Regions from separate parts of the Homo sapiens genome. Here region 2 is linked to region 1. Evidence: chromatin contacts called from ENCODE Hi-C data. All regions are on one chromosome and are shown on one strand. The core of a region is the stretch at or near the end of the contact, and the rest is flanking DNA. Distances in the headings are between cores, read along the strand shown.

Region 1 (6,451 bases), core at 1,642-4,141:
TTGGTCTTTGCCTTTGTACTTATTCAAACTGACAAATACTTACTTAATAGCTGATTGTATTCAGGTGCTAAGGGAAAAGAACGTGACTGTGTGGGGGTCTCCCTGACTCCTTAGAACCTGCAAATGCATGAAACTCATGTTAAGAACAGTTGTGGTTCACGTGTACCAAACTTGGGAAATCCTGACCAGCGCATCCAGGGTTGCTTGGGCACAGTGGTCCTTTTGCATGGGGTGGCCGGCCAGGTGTGCTGAGTGCCACCTGGGCTTGCATGCCGGACGCATACCTGGCACCTGCTTCCAGGTTGGCCTGCCAGCCGATGTTGTGATCTTGTGGAGGGAATGACCCCACGTCTCTGGATTCTGGCTTCTGCTTCCAGTGAGACTCCGCCCAGGTTATGTTTGTGGCCTTTTATCTCTCCAATGTGAGGCATCTCTGATGATGCCTAAGGATGTCCTTCTAATTTGGAGTTAACCTCTCTTTCCCAGGTGAGGTTAGCAAATACGTATAGATTGTAACAAGAGAATTTTGCATTTCAGTTTTGTTTTTTTTTTTTTTTTGAGATGGAGCTCACGCTGTCGCCCAGGCTGGATAGAGTGCAGTGGTACGATCTCGGCTCAGTGTAACCTCTGCCTCCTGAGTAGCTGGGATTACAGGCAGGCACCACCATGCCCAGCTAATTTTTGTATTTTTAGTAGAGACTGGATTTCGCCATTTTGGCCAGGCTGGTCTTGAACTCCTGGCCTCAAGTCATCTGCCTGCCTCGGCTTCCAAAAGTGCTGGGATTACAGGCCTGTGCCACTGCACCCGGCCACATTTAATATTATTTACCTGAGATTTTTGAGGCAAGCAGCCCTGGGGATGTAAGCACCTTTTAATTTGGCAGCTTATTTGATAAGCAAATGGGTTCTATCTTAAAATCCAAAGTTGTTTACACTTAATGCATATTTTGAGAGCTGTTACCCAAACCTTTTTCCTTCCTTCAATGAGAAGACTTATATCTTTTTGAGCAGAAACTGTGGATTCAGAAACCAACAGAACTCTTCATTCTCCTTAAGGAGATAGAGGCCAGGGAAAGTGTTTTTAGGTAAATAATAACGCCTTCTTGCCTCTCTCCCTTTATCTCCCCATTCTCCCTGAAAAAACTACAAGAAATGGTAAGGAAGAGAATAAAAGAGGAAAATAAATCACAGATAACTAGAACCACTTTATTGCTATTATTCCAGGTGATCTACTGATAAATTAAAAGAAAGATGAATATAAGCTGGTAATTACTTTAAAATATTCCTTTGTGAATGTGCCTAATTGGCGCGGGCCTCCCTGTAGAATGAGGCTCCTCCTGCAGTTCGAGGAGAGGCTGTAATTAACAGTGAATTAGCATATAGTGGCGCCGTGTGGCCCGCAGGGTGGCCTTGTCCATCTGCTGTGTAGGGGACTTAGGTGACACCTGGCTAGTGGTAGTCTGCAAGAACCCTTTGTTAATGGGAATATTGTGCATGAGTCAGAATTCAGAATCTTTGGTATGGTTTTTTTTTTTTCCCCCTTTTGTGTGTTTTGGCCAAATACTCAAAAGCACTAAGTTTTCTTGCGTGGTATCTGTTCATATATTGATTCACCAAATATTGATTGTACATCTGCGAATGTGCTAGATACCCTACTGGTGCTGGTGAGCAGAAACAGGCAAGGTCTTTGGCCTCAGGGGGTCCTTGGAGTCTAGAAGGGATGGTGACATTGGCCAGAGTCACCCCATAATCATACAGTTAGCAGTGTGGCCAGCGTCACTTAAAGCGGGGAGGTGGCTGGTGCTGGAGCGTGTATAACAAAAGTGGGATCCGGAAAGGGCTGCTGGCGAGTGGGAGTTTTCTAGGGAGCCGCTGCTCTTGCTTCAGGTCTCAGATGGCATAGGAGTGTGTGTCATCCCAGAGGAGCAGCAGCAAACGGCCTGTGATGGGCTGGATGTATTTGGGGAGGGAAGAAGGCAGTTGTAGCTCAAGGGAGAGAAAAGGCAAGGAGAAACATGGCGAGGGGTGGGGGCTTTGCTCTTTAGCCCGTGAGCAGTGGAAAGTCATTGAATGCTGTCTGGTGTAAAATCTGTTAGCAGTTTCACTTCCATCTGGAGCACCCAGGCCTGCAGGAGTGTGGGTTGGCTCTCTACCCCCGTTGCAGATTGGCTTGTGGTTTGGGGTGTGCCAGGCTCAGGGGCAGGGCCCTTTTTCCACACGCTTAGGGAAGATACGAGACTGGCTAACTCAGTATTCACCGTGAATTCTTTTGTGGGAAATAGAACACAGCGTTGGGTACCAAGAGGGTGCTGTCTTTTCCTGTTTTCTTGGCCTCCTAGGGAATCAGTTTGATTCTGTGGCTATTAAATTAATGGTTTAGCTGAGATGTTTTCTCTACTCAGGGCCCAATGCCGTATGTGATATTTTACAACAAATTTGGTTCACTGGGGCCGACTTGAAAATAGTCAAAGTCCAAGTAAACTTCTGCCTGTGTGTGGTGCGCTCAAATAAAGGAGGCTGTTCAAGGTGAGTGGTTTTCCTGGCGGTGTGGTTTTTTAAAATTTCTAATAAAATGCAAATGATTACAGCCCCTTCCATGAAGAGTGCAAGTACGCCTGACTCCTCCGCGCAGGGAATGAGCAGCCTCTGCTCCTTCATTTGATTGCTATGACAACCCACAGAGGTGGGTGTTGTCACTTCCACTGCCAGCCAGCTTGCACGGTCCAGGGACGTCCCCACCCTCGGTTGGGTTGTCCAGGGTCACATGGTTGGGAGTCAGAACCAGACTTCAAAGGGCATGTGACTACAGCATCCATCCTCCCTGCTCTGCCTCGCACTGCCTTCTAATGGGTCCCACTGAGGAGCTTGCCAGTATTGTTACAATTGGAGTGATCTCATATGACCAAAAGTTGGAATGATCCCATTCTTTACTCACAGCCTGAGCTATTTTTTTTCAAAGCATTATCTCTCTACTGTTTGTAGGCAGAGAATTTATTAAATCTTGCCTAAATTTATCCGTAAGCATGGATCAAATGCACATTTGGCATGATTCTCATCTCTGAGCCATTGCAACCTATTTTTTAATGCCAAGAGAAAGTATTTTAAGGAAGTGGGGTCAGCTTTCCTCTGCTCCCCTGACTTCACAGGATAGCTATGCATTTTGCCTCTTGGGGAGCTGGGTTATTGTGAAACTAGGTCAAATTATTGTTTTTTCTCTTTATGCTCATAGCCATTCCAAAGACAGAATCCTTTCCTCAAAAAATGAATTTTTGAGTGTTCCTATATTCTTGGGGATGAACTTCAAGGGCAGAAAATAAATGAAAGGGGATTACTTTGACAGCATCTGAACAACAGAACACCTTCTGAACAGCACAAACACTTGTAGCAAAATTAAAAGACCAACAAAAATATGTATTACATATAGAGCATTGTCTTCTATATGTAAAGAGTTCTTATAAAACAATAAGAAAAATATTTCCTAACTAAAGGAAATGGACACAAAATTCATAAAAGAAGAAACAAAGGAGCAATTAAGATATAAATATATTTGGCTTTGTTGATTAAAGAGTAACAATTAAAATGACAGGTGACTTCTGGGCCGGATGCAGTGGCTCAAGCCTGTAATCCTAGCACTTTGGGAGGTAGAGGCAGGCATATCACAAGGTGAAGAGATCAAGACCATCCTGGCCAACATGGTGAAACCCTATCTCTACTAAAAATACAGAAATTAGCTGGGTGTGGTGACGTGCACCTGTAGTCCCAGCTACTGGGGAGGCTGAGGCAGGAGAATCACTTGAACCCAGGAGGCGGAGGTTGCAGTGAGCCAAGAGTGCGCCACTCTACTCCAGCCTGGTGACAGAGTGAGACTCCATCTCAAAAAAAAAAAAAAGGTGACCTCTTTCTTTTCATCTGGTTAAGTTCAGTGTTAAAAACAAAGGCCCAGTGTTGGTGAAGGTGATGGAAAATAGTTCCCCTTTTACATTTTAGTGGGAAAAATGTAAATTGAGATAGCCATCTGGAGAGAAATTTGTCAAACAGTAATAAAAACCCTAACAATGTATTTGACCTCTGACCTGGCAATTTCATTTCTGCCTATCTTCTTTTAACCCTAGATTGATTAAACTCGTTAAATAAAACACATTTGTGGGTATAGAAAACTTCATAGGTTTCTGGCTTCCTGCCCCACCTGTGGTTTCATTCTGCCCAGTTGTGTTCAACTTGAAAACGCTTGGTGCCTAGCACAGAGTAGACCCTTAATAAATGTTTCTGTCCTGAACAGATTTAAAAACAAATAGTGAAAACAAAATTCTGAACGTATGATTTTAAAAATCATTTTGTAGCCTAACACTTAGGAAACGTACTTTTTTGTTGCTTCGCTGAAGTGAGGAGGGGTGTATCTTGTAATTTTTAAATGCCATTATTAACTTCCCTAGGGATGCTTGTAAAATGAACAAACGTGCATCTTTAAATTTTTTTTATTTTTTTTTTTTAAGCTTGGAAAGAGTTGAAAAGTCAAAGTCACATCAGCTCTCTAGGGATTGGGCTGGGCTCACATTTTATGAATTTGCTGTAAAGAAGGGAAACATTTGCTTTCACTTTTGGCATGCTGAAGTGGCTTTACCAGGGAATTGTGACTTTAATTTTAAGAATTAATCGTAATGTAGGGGGAAAAATGTTCTTAAAACACAAAACAAACATGTGTGAATAGATGAGGAACAGCAGTTAAAATAATAACTTTCAAAAACTAGGTTAAAATGTCCAGAGAATTAGATTTTGTTAATGTTCAAAGCACAGCTAAGTTACTTTTTCTACAAACAATTCTTGAAAACGTTTTTGATTTTTAAGAGGAAATTAGAATAGTGGTTGAAATCATGAGGCCCCAAATCAGCAGTGTGCTTGCTGTTAATTTTGTTGTTGTAAAGAACATTTGTTTTTGGCCAGGTGCGGTGGCTCACACCTGTAATCCGAGCACTTTGGGAGGCCAAGGTGGGTGGATCACCTGAGGTCAGGAGTTCCAGACTAGCCTGGCCAACATGGTGAAACTCTGTCTCTACTAAAAATACAAAAATTAGCCAAGTATGTTGGTGGGCACCTGTAATCCCAGCTACTCAGGAGGCCGAGGCAGGAGAATCGCTTGAACCTGGGAGGCGGAGGTTGCAGTGAGCCGAGATCCCGCCACTGCACTCCAGCCTTGGCGACAGACTGAGATTCCATCTCAAACAAACAAAAGAACATTTGTTTTTGAGTTATAATCTCTGTTTCTGCGGCCTGGCTAATAGTTTGGATAGAAACATGTCTTGCATACATGAGTATTTGTTTTTTGTTTTTAAAAACACTCCAAATTCAGATTTCTTTTATTAAGTAAGTGGATGCAGTGCATAGTTTTGGGATATGCATGCATGCACTTTTGAATTTAAATACATACTAAGATGGCAGTTGGGGGACCTGAGTCTCCCTTGTGGTGCTGTGGGTTTGTAGGGGCCGGCGAGTTAACTGAACTGAGTTGAGTAGCTCACATCTCGTGGAGCATCAACCAAGAGGATGCAACTTGTGTAACTGTGAGAAGCTCAGACTTGGAAGATCTGCGTCTGTATGTGATCGCACACATTTTGGAGGGTGGGATGTGCTCGGTCTTGGGCGCGTGCAGTTTTTGCTCCCTTTTACTGTTACTGCGTTGATGATGTGTAACCCATGATATCCATGAGTTACTGTGATTTCTTTGTTTATTTTGACTCAGAGCTCCAAATACATGGGATGCTAGCAATTTCTGTGTTATCATTACTAAACCACAAGAGCTGGAAAATTCCAGTAGGTTTTTGTAGGTGATTTTTCGGGAGCAGTTGGTTTTCCTTGGCCTTCATCCTACTCTACAGAGTGAATGTGACTAGGTTCTGTTGTCATGGGGCACCTGGTCTATCTTGCAAGTTGAAGCCCCTATCTGTCCAGTTTAATTGACCTCCTGCAGGTCTGGTCTTTCTTAGTTTTTTTCTAACCTTCACTTTCTGGTAGACCCATTTCACATTAGTGCAAAAATTTTCAGTCTCAATTCAGGCATAAAGCTTCAAGTTAAGGATTTATAGATGAAAAGGCTTTAGTTATTTTATCTTTTTATTAAGGTCCATTTTTAAGCTTATATTTAAATAATGTACCATAAAAGCTTAAAATTACAAGACTTAAAATTTTAATAGTGGCTGTTAATAATTATTATTACTGAGCTCTTGTTATGTGGTATGTATAATCTTATTTAACCCTCAAAACAAAAGCAGAAATCAAAACCTGGGTGGGTAGATGTGGTAGACGTAATAACGGCCCCCAAAGATGTCCCAAGTCCTAATCCCTGAAACCTGTGAATGTGTGACCTTCTGTTGGCAAAAGAAATTAAGTTAAGGACCTTGCGTTGGGAGATTATTCTGGGCTATCTGGGTGGATCTGTCATAATCACAGGGGTCTC
Region 2 (6,570 bases), core at 239-2,738, 560 kb after region 1:
ATCTCCAGTTTCTTTTCATTTTAAACATCCAGGCCACCAGAGAAGCCTTTGTCATAAACGATGGGGAAAAAATATCAGACCTCCGTGATTGCTGAAGGTGTAAGAAATACCGTCAGATTTTGGAGGTGATCTTAGAAAATCTGCCTCGGCTTCCTTATAGAATCCATGTAAGGTTCTCCCGGCTCTGCCTCACCCTGAGCAGGTCCCGGAAGGGGATAGATAGGAAGCCGTCGGACGTCTGGGCCTGAGGGTCCTGGGCTGCAGCTGAGGCCACTCCCCATCTGCGGTTCTATTTGCCTAGTGGGCAGGAATCCCCGCTCTCCTCCACCAGCGGCCTGACTGTGTCTCAAAAAGGGGATAATTAATATAGCACGAGTTGATATGGGCACTGGGCACTGAACTCGATCGTGTAGCACACGTGGGCCGGGCGCCTGGCCCAGAGAGGATGCTCAGGAGGGCAGCTGCAGGAGCGAGCACGCTGCAGGGCGCTTGGGGAGCGCGGGCCAGCCAGGGGCGAAAGCCTGTGCTCTCGGAGTGAGAGTAGCCGTGGGAGGGCAGCCTCTGGGCTCCAGATTCTGGGGCATTATTTATTTATTTATTATTAATTGATTAATTAATTTTTGAGACAGAGTCTCACTCTGACACCCAGGCTGGAATGCAGTGGCGCAATCTCGGCCCACTGCAACCTCTGTCTCCTAGGTCCAAGCGATTCTCCTGCCTCAGCCTCCCAAGTAGCTGGAATTACAGGCACGTGCCACCACGCCCGGTTCATTTTTGTATTTTTAGTAGAGACAGGGTTTCGCCATGTTGGCCAGGCTGGTCTCGAACTCCTGACCTCAAGTGATCCACCTGTCTCGGCCTCCCAAAGTGCTGGGATTACAGGCGTGAGGCACCGCGCCCGGCCTCTGGAACATCTAAAAACAGACCAGAGGCCACCCAATGGAACAGGATGCAGTGTGACATTTCACAACATACGACGCCTCTCCTGGGAAGGGAGAGCTCGCGAGCGCCTCTACTGGGTGGGCGCAGCGCCATCCCCATTGCACGAACCGAGACGGAGGTGCGGAGGCCGTGTCTGGCCCTGGAGAGTCCTCCCTCTGTCGTCTGCTCTCAGCACCAAGTCTGGCATCGCCAGGGCGCCAGGCACGGCCTTCCCAGGGAGAAGCCTTTTCTGTCATTTTTGATTATTTTACTTTAAATATGTGTGCAAAACCTTAGCTACATTCTCGTGGGCCAGGGATAGGCAACGCGTGCACCTAGACCTCTTGCTTGCCCCCACACTCCGTCTCCCCAGGGCCACCCCCTCAACCCCCCCATGCCATCAGAGTTTTGAACACCGCTGGAGATGGCGGGGGGGAGGGGGGCGAATTTGGAGGCGGGACCCGAACTGCCGGCCAAGGACCAAGGGCTGGCCTCGCCCTTCGCTCCCACTGGGCACCGTTCTCGCCGCGGGACCTTGCCTTGAGCGCGCCCCCTGCGGGCCGCGGTGGGGATTGGCCCCTTGGAAAGAGGGAAATAGGCTGCGCGCGCCGGGGCGGGAGAGGCGCTGCCTCCAGTCCTCCCGGGTGGGGGTCTCCCCTCCGAGATCCCCGAGGGAACCCGTCCCGTGCACTACCGGATTTCCGGTCTCTGACCAGCTGGGGCTTCATTTCTACGCGTGCTTTTACTGCTCTCCTCCTCCTCCGGCGGTTTTTTTTTTTTTTTTTTTTTTTTGAAAGGAGCAAACATCCCCAGCTTTAATGCGGCCCAATTATCTCGTTTGCACGACTTAAAATGTTTCTCTTTAACTCATTTCAATCTAGTAAATATGCTTCAGCAAGTAGCTAATTTCTCAGGGATGGCTTCGCCTCGCCATTTGCATATAAAGCGCGTCGGGGCCCGGCCCCTTCTCCGAGTGCGCGAGTCCCTTCTTCCGGTGCGCGGGTGGCAGGCAGCCAGGCCTCCTAGTCCAGGGAGGTCGCCTAGGTTTGGCCTAGGGAAGGCGGAGTCTGGGGTCCGCGACAGTGCCTGGGGACCAGGGTGGCAGGGAGGGCAGGGAAACTTGGGCCGGGGAGGGACCAGGACCTTCTGAGCCCCCCAACTCCCCCGCCTCCCCGGCCTCCGCCGTCCCTTATTCCGAGGAGGGGCGCCCGTGGGGTAACACGTTGGCGCGAGGGTCGGGGGCGCATTTATCCTTAAGTGCGTTTATTAAATCGCGTCTGGAGATGGATGGACGTGGATACAGGAGAGGAAATCTCAGGGCTCAGTCGAGCAATCTCCTGGCTTTAAATTCCGAATAAAAGTCTCAAATATTCCCGGGTCATGGGGGCACTGTCTCATTAAAACCACTCTCGTCCTGAAACTGCAATGCAGACATTAAAGTGCAGTATTTTTCAATTAGAGCTGACGAATTCAATCAAAATTCCATAGATTAGGATGAAATGAGGCATGGGTCATTTACAGGGGAATTTAATTGCCGAGCCATTAGACAAATAGTATATTTGCCATTCCCGCGTTATCCATCATTTTCGACATCAATACCGGGGCCGCATCTCCCCGTCCCGCGGCCGCCCGGCGTCGGCTGTAAACACTCCCTTCCCTGTATCTTCTGATTATATCTGATTTCATTTAGGGCCATGGGGGATTATAAATGTTCACGCAATCAAGTTCATTAGGACTTCAAATCGCATTTCTGATTGGGATCGCTCTGCCGCCGTCCTCCCAGCGCCTTTCAAACCCCAGCGCTTGGCTTTCAAAACATCTTTTTGAATTTAAAGCCTCACATCCTTTTGTCTTCCGACGCCCCCTCCCGCCCCACCCCTCCCGGCGGCTGCAAGCTCTTCGGGCCTCCTTCCCGGGGCAACAGCCCTGAACCCCTCTTGCTGCCAGCGGGTCTGGGGAGGGTGGGGCTGGGCTCCGCAGGCTGTCGGAACCCCCTCCCACGCCGCGCAGCCGCGGGGCGCTCGTGTCCCTGAAGCCTGAGCTGGGCGTGGAGGACAGGCCCCGCGTGTTCGCGGATCGCGAGTGGGGGCCAGCCCCGCACCTCCCGTCCCGGCCGGGCGCTGCGGGTAGGGGGAGCGGAGCGGAGGGGGCGCCTCCCACCTTTGAATCTCCTGGCTGAGGGCCTCTGGGCAGCGATTACACCCACCCTTGGGGACTGGTGCTGGGGACCCCTTCCTGGGCTGGTCCCTTTCACTCCAAAGCCCCAGGTGAAGGCGGTAGCCGGTGGAGCAACGCGCTCTTCCTATCAGCAAACCCAAGAAACAAAGGGGGAGGCTCTTCTGGGGAGAGCGCGACAAGAAAGGCTCAAGACATCCCTTCCAGCACAGCTGAAAAATAATAGCTTAATATTAACTGCTTCTCATAAAAATATACTTTCACAGAGACACAGTTACAAGAAGCAAACCCTCATTTTATCCCGTACTTTGTGCTCATGGCTGTTAGCTGCCTCAGTAATTTAATTGGAATGGAACGTGAGAAATGTGTCATTTTTGAAGAATTTATGCATCACTTCCTAGAAATCTCATTGTGTTAACTAGGAGCCTACTGCGTTCTGTTTAGAACCCATAATCACATTTTTATGTGTCTGTATTACGAGTTAATGTGACCTCCTGTCTTTAGCAGATAAAAAAAATGTTCTCTTGCGATAACATCTGTATCAAACTCTGGCTTACATCAAATACGCCACAACCCTGGTTTTCCAAGGTTCTCCAAACTTACGAACTTTCTTAAGAGCAGGGAAAATAAATGTGAATGGAAAAAGCGTCTACCAAATGAATAATTACCCGCTAAATTAAAACCCTGTGTTAAACATAGTTGACAGCAAATACTGCATTCTCAATCATGTTTTTTGCTTACAAATTGCATTACAAAGAAATCCACCGTTTTTATCGGAGTGATTAAGCAAAGAATGTTAGGACTGCAGAAATACCATTCTGGAAAATTAGATGAAGGCTGAAAACCCAGCTAGTTACATTGCAATAGTAAATGTATAATTTTGTTAAAGAACACGTTTAACACACAAATGAGGATTGGGATGTTATTATGGTATCATAAAAAATTCAACTGAAAATTATATTTATTTATAAACACATTAACTATAAACTGCACATATTTAATACAAAGGAAGCAGGCAATTCCATAATCAATATTTTAATTATTGAATTTTTTATTATGGCAGCACGATTCTATATGATAGTTTACGAATCTGTAGTTTTCGTAGGCTCCCCTCCCCTTTATCATGTGAGCTAAGATCTTCCTGTTTTCCTCCTTTTTAAATTCTGGGGAGAGTAGGTTGGTGGGAGAGGGTAAGACCGTTTGCTTATGGCGCCACCTGCAGGCCTCTCTGAAAATGAATTTCAATACCTATTCAATCTTCCGCAGGGTTCTAGATTCCTCAGGCTTATTTTAGCAATTTAGTGAAATTAATTTTTGTTTTAACAGAGAAAGATGTTAACAATTTCAACGCAAATCCCGGAGTTTGAAAAGGATTTTGATGTTCTCAAACTACACTTAAATCCTAGAAATGAGATGCAGTATTGACCATAATTGAAATACAGGGGTTTCTGCATATCCCATCTGGACATAACAAATTTGACTAAGCAGTAATTTATCCTTAAAATAATGGAATAAAAGATACAACATTCCTGATTTATCCCTTGGCCCTTGGGCAGCCCTTAAAAGATGAAAAGCACTTGGCAAGCTAATAGCACCCGAAATTGTAGTGATTGAGCAGCTTCTTAGGTGCCTGGCGTGGACAGGAGGTGGGGGCACTGGAGTGGACCAGCTCATTCCGCAAGCCTGTATTTTACACCATTTCTGCAGAAGGTTAAGTGTTCTTTGCAAAAGTTCAACAGCCTGCCCCATCAGTGTGTGTCCAAAGGGTCATTTCAGAGATTGGAAATTTGACAATTATATACAGTTAACTGGGATCAGCAAATGCTCCATAGACTTAAAGAGTCAGTGGCTTTGATTTTCTTTAAACCATACTGAGTCGATGATTATCAAGTAACTTAAATCAACGTAAATATACTAAAAAGGCAGGCCTAATGCTGGGTTCAGAGTTTTAAACATAACACGTCACACAGTACTGGGTCTGTGTACTAATTGCCTGTGGACTGTGGATTGTGTCTGATGGTCCAACCATGAATGTTTCGTCCTGTCCTGGACATGGTTGGTGCGGACAGAGGCCAGCCTCCCCAGGACCAATATTAGTGGAGAGCTTCATTTGTGTATTTTATTTTTTTGAGATGGGGTCTCACTCTGCCACCCAGGCTGGAGTATAGTAGCACGATCTCAGCTCACTGCAACCTCTGCCTCCCAGGGTCAAGCGATCCTCTCATCTCAGCCTCCTGAGTAGTTGGGACCACAGGCATGTGCCACCACACCTGGCTAATTTTTTGTATTTTTGGCAGAGATAGGGTTGCCCGGGCTGGTCTTGATCTCCTGAACTCCAGCAATCCACCTTCCTAGGCCTCCCAAAGTGCAGAGGTTACAGGTGTGAGCCACTGTGCCCAGCCACTTCTTTTTTAATTCTCTGTCGTCAAATGACAAGTAATAATCAAAGACATTCAATAAAAGTTGGAGGCAAAATATTCCTCTGTTGTCTTTTTTTTTTTTTCTTTGACACAGGGTCTCACTCTGTCATCCAGGCTGGAGTGCAGTGGTACAATCATAGCTCACTGGAGCCCTGACCTTCCAGGCTTAAGTGATCCTCCTGCTTCAGCCTCCTGAGTAGCTGAGACCACAGGCGCATGCCACAATGCCCGGTGAATTTTCAAATTTTTGGTAGAGATAAGGTGTCACTGTGTTGCCCAGGCTGGTCTTGAACTCCTGGGCTCAAATGATCCTCCTGCCTCCCAAAAGGCGGGGATTACGGGCATGAACCCCTGTGCCCGGCCCTCTGCTATCTTTTTTTTTTTTTTTTAAAGTAGAAACAGCCAGTAAACGCATCCTTTACTCTTTTGTTACTTTCTGAATTTTGAGCTGTGTGAATGTGTCATTAAAAACTAAATTTGAAATTAAAGGAAATAATTTAGGCCTTGTAGAATTGAGTTTAGGTAATACACTCAGTGAGAAAAAGAATGATGTTCAGTGTGAACTGTGTAAGAAAGGAAAACGTTTTTAGACCCTTTAATAAAACAAACAAACCAACCAACAAACAAACCAGAATATATTTTGTTCACTGGAAAAGAAGTAAGCCAAGATAATTCTAGTCTTAAAGTAGAATGCCTCTTTAGATGTTTATCAACTAGCTTACCTCCCTCTCTCCTTCTTTCCCTCCCTGCTTCTCTAATTGCCTCCTTTCCTTTTCTTGGTTTTGTCTCCCTCCTCCTTGTCTTCCTCCTTCTCCATCTCCTCTTCTTCCTCCTTCTCTATCTCCTCTTTCTTTTTGTTCTCTTTCTCTCTCTTTTTTTTTTAGACAAGGTCTCACTTTGTTACCCAGGCTGGAGTGCAGTGGTGCCATCTTGACTCACTGCAAACTCCACCTCCCAGGCTCAGGTGATCCTCCCATCTTAGCCTCCCGAGTAGCTGGGACTATGGGTGCATGCCCCCACACCTGGCTAATTTTTTGTATTTTTGGTAAAGATG

The links. Hi-C counts contacts between places; a loop is a spot of excess contacts on that map. Pooled maps may share reads with other maps.
Region 2: a loop to region 1 is called in a map of chondrocyte, with 4 times the contacts of the local background. The contact joins two enhancer-like sites. A Hi-C loop is called at or near these places in 1 of 168 maps with a recorded cell type or tissue (chondrocyte) and 1 of 50 pooled maps.

What each region holds. Positions count from the first base shown.
Region 1 is chr2:235,612,485-235,618,935 of GRCh38, forward strand. All of the region lies in intron 1 of AGAP1 (ArfGAP with GTPase domain, ankyrin repeat and PH domain 1), which reads left to right. Among named protein-coding and RNA genes, the nearest start is that of TNRC17, 98 kb to the left of the region's middle. Within about 2 kb of position 2,892, at least 15 of the 41 ENCODE cell types and tissues checked have a DNase peak (open chromatin) inside an H3K27ac peak, as active enhancers do.
Region 2 is chr2:236,176,748-236,183,317 of GRCh38, forward strand. All of the region lies in intron 1 of GBX2-AS1 (GBX2 and ASB18 antisense RNA 1), which reads left to right. Among named protein-coding and RNA genes, the nearest start is that of GBX2, 12 kb to the left of the region's middle. RefSeq lists silencers at 839-1,133, 1,339-1,633 and enhancers at 2,575-3,092, 3,093-3,608. Within about 2 kb of position 1,489, at least 3 of the 41 ENCODE cell types and tissues checked have a DNase peak (open chromatin) inside an H3K27ac peak, as active enhancers do.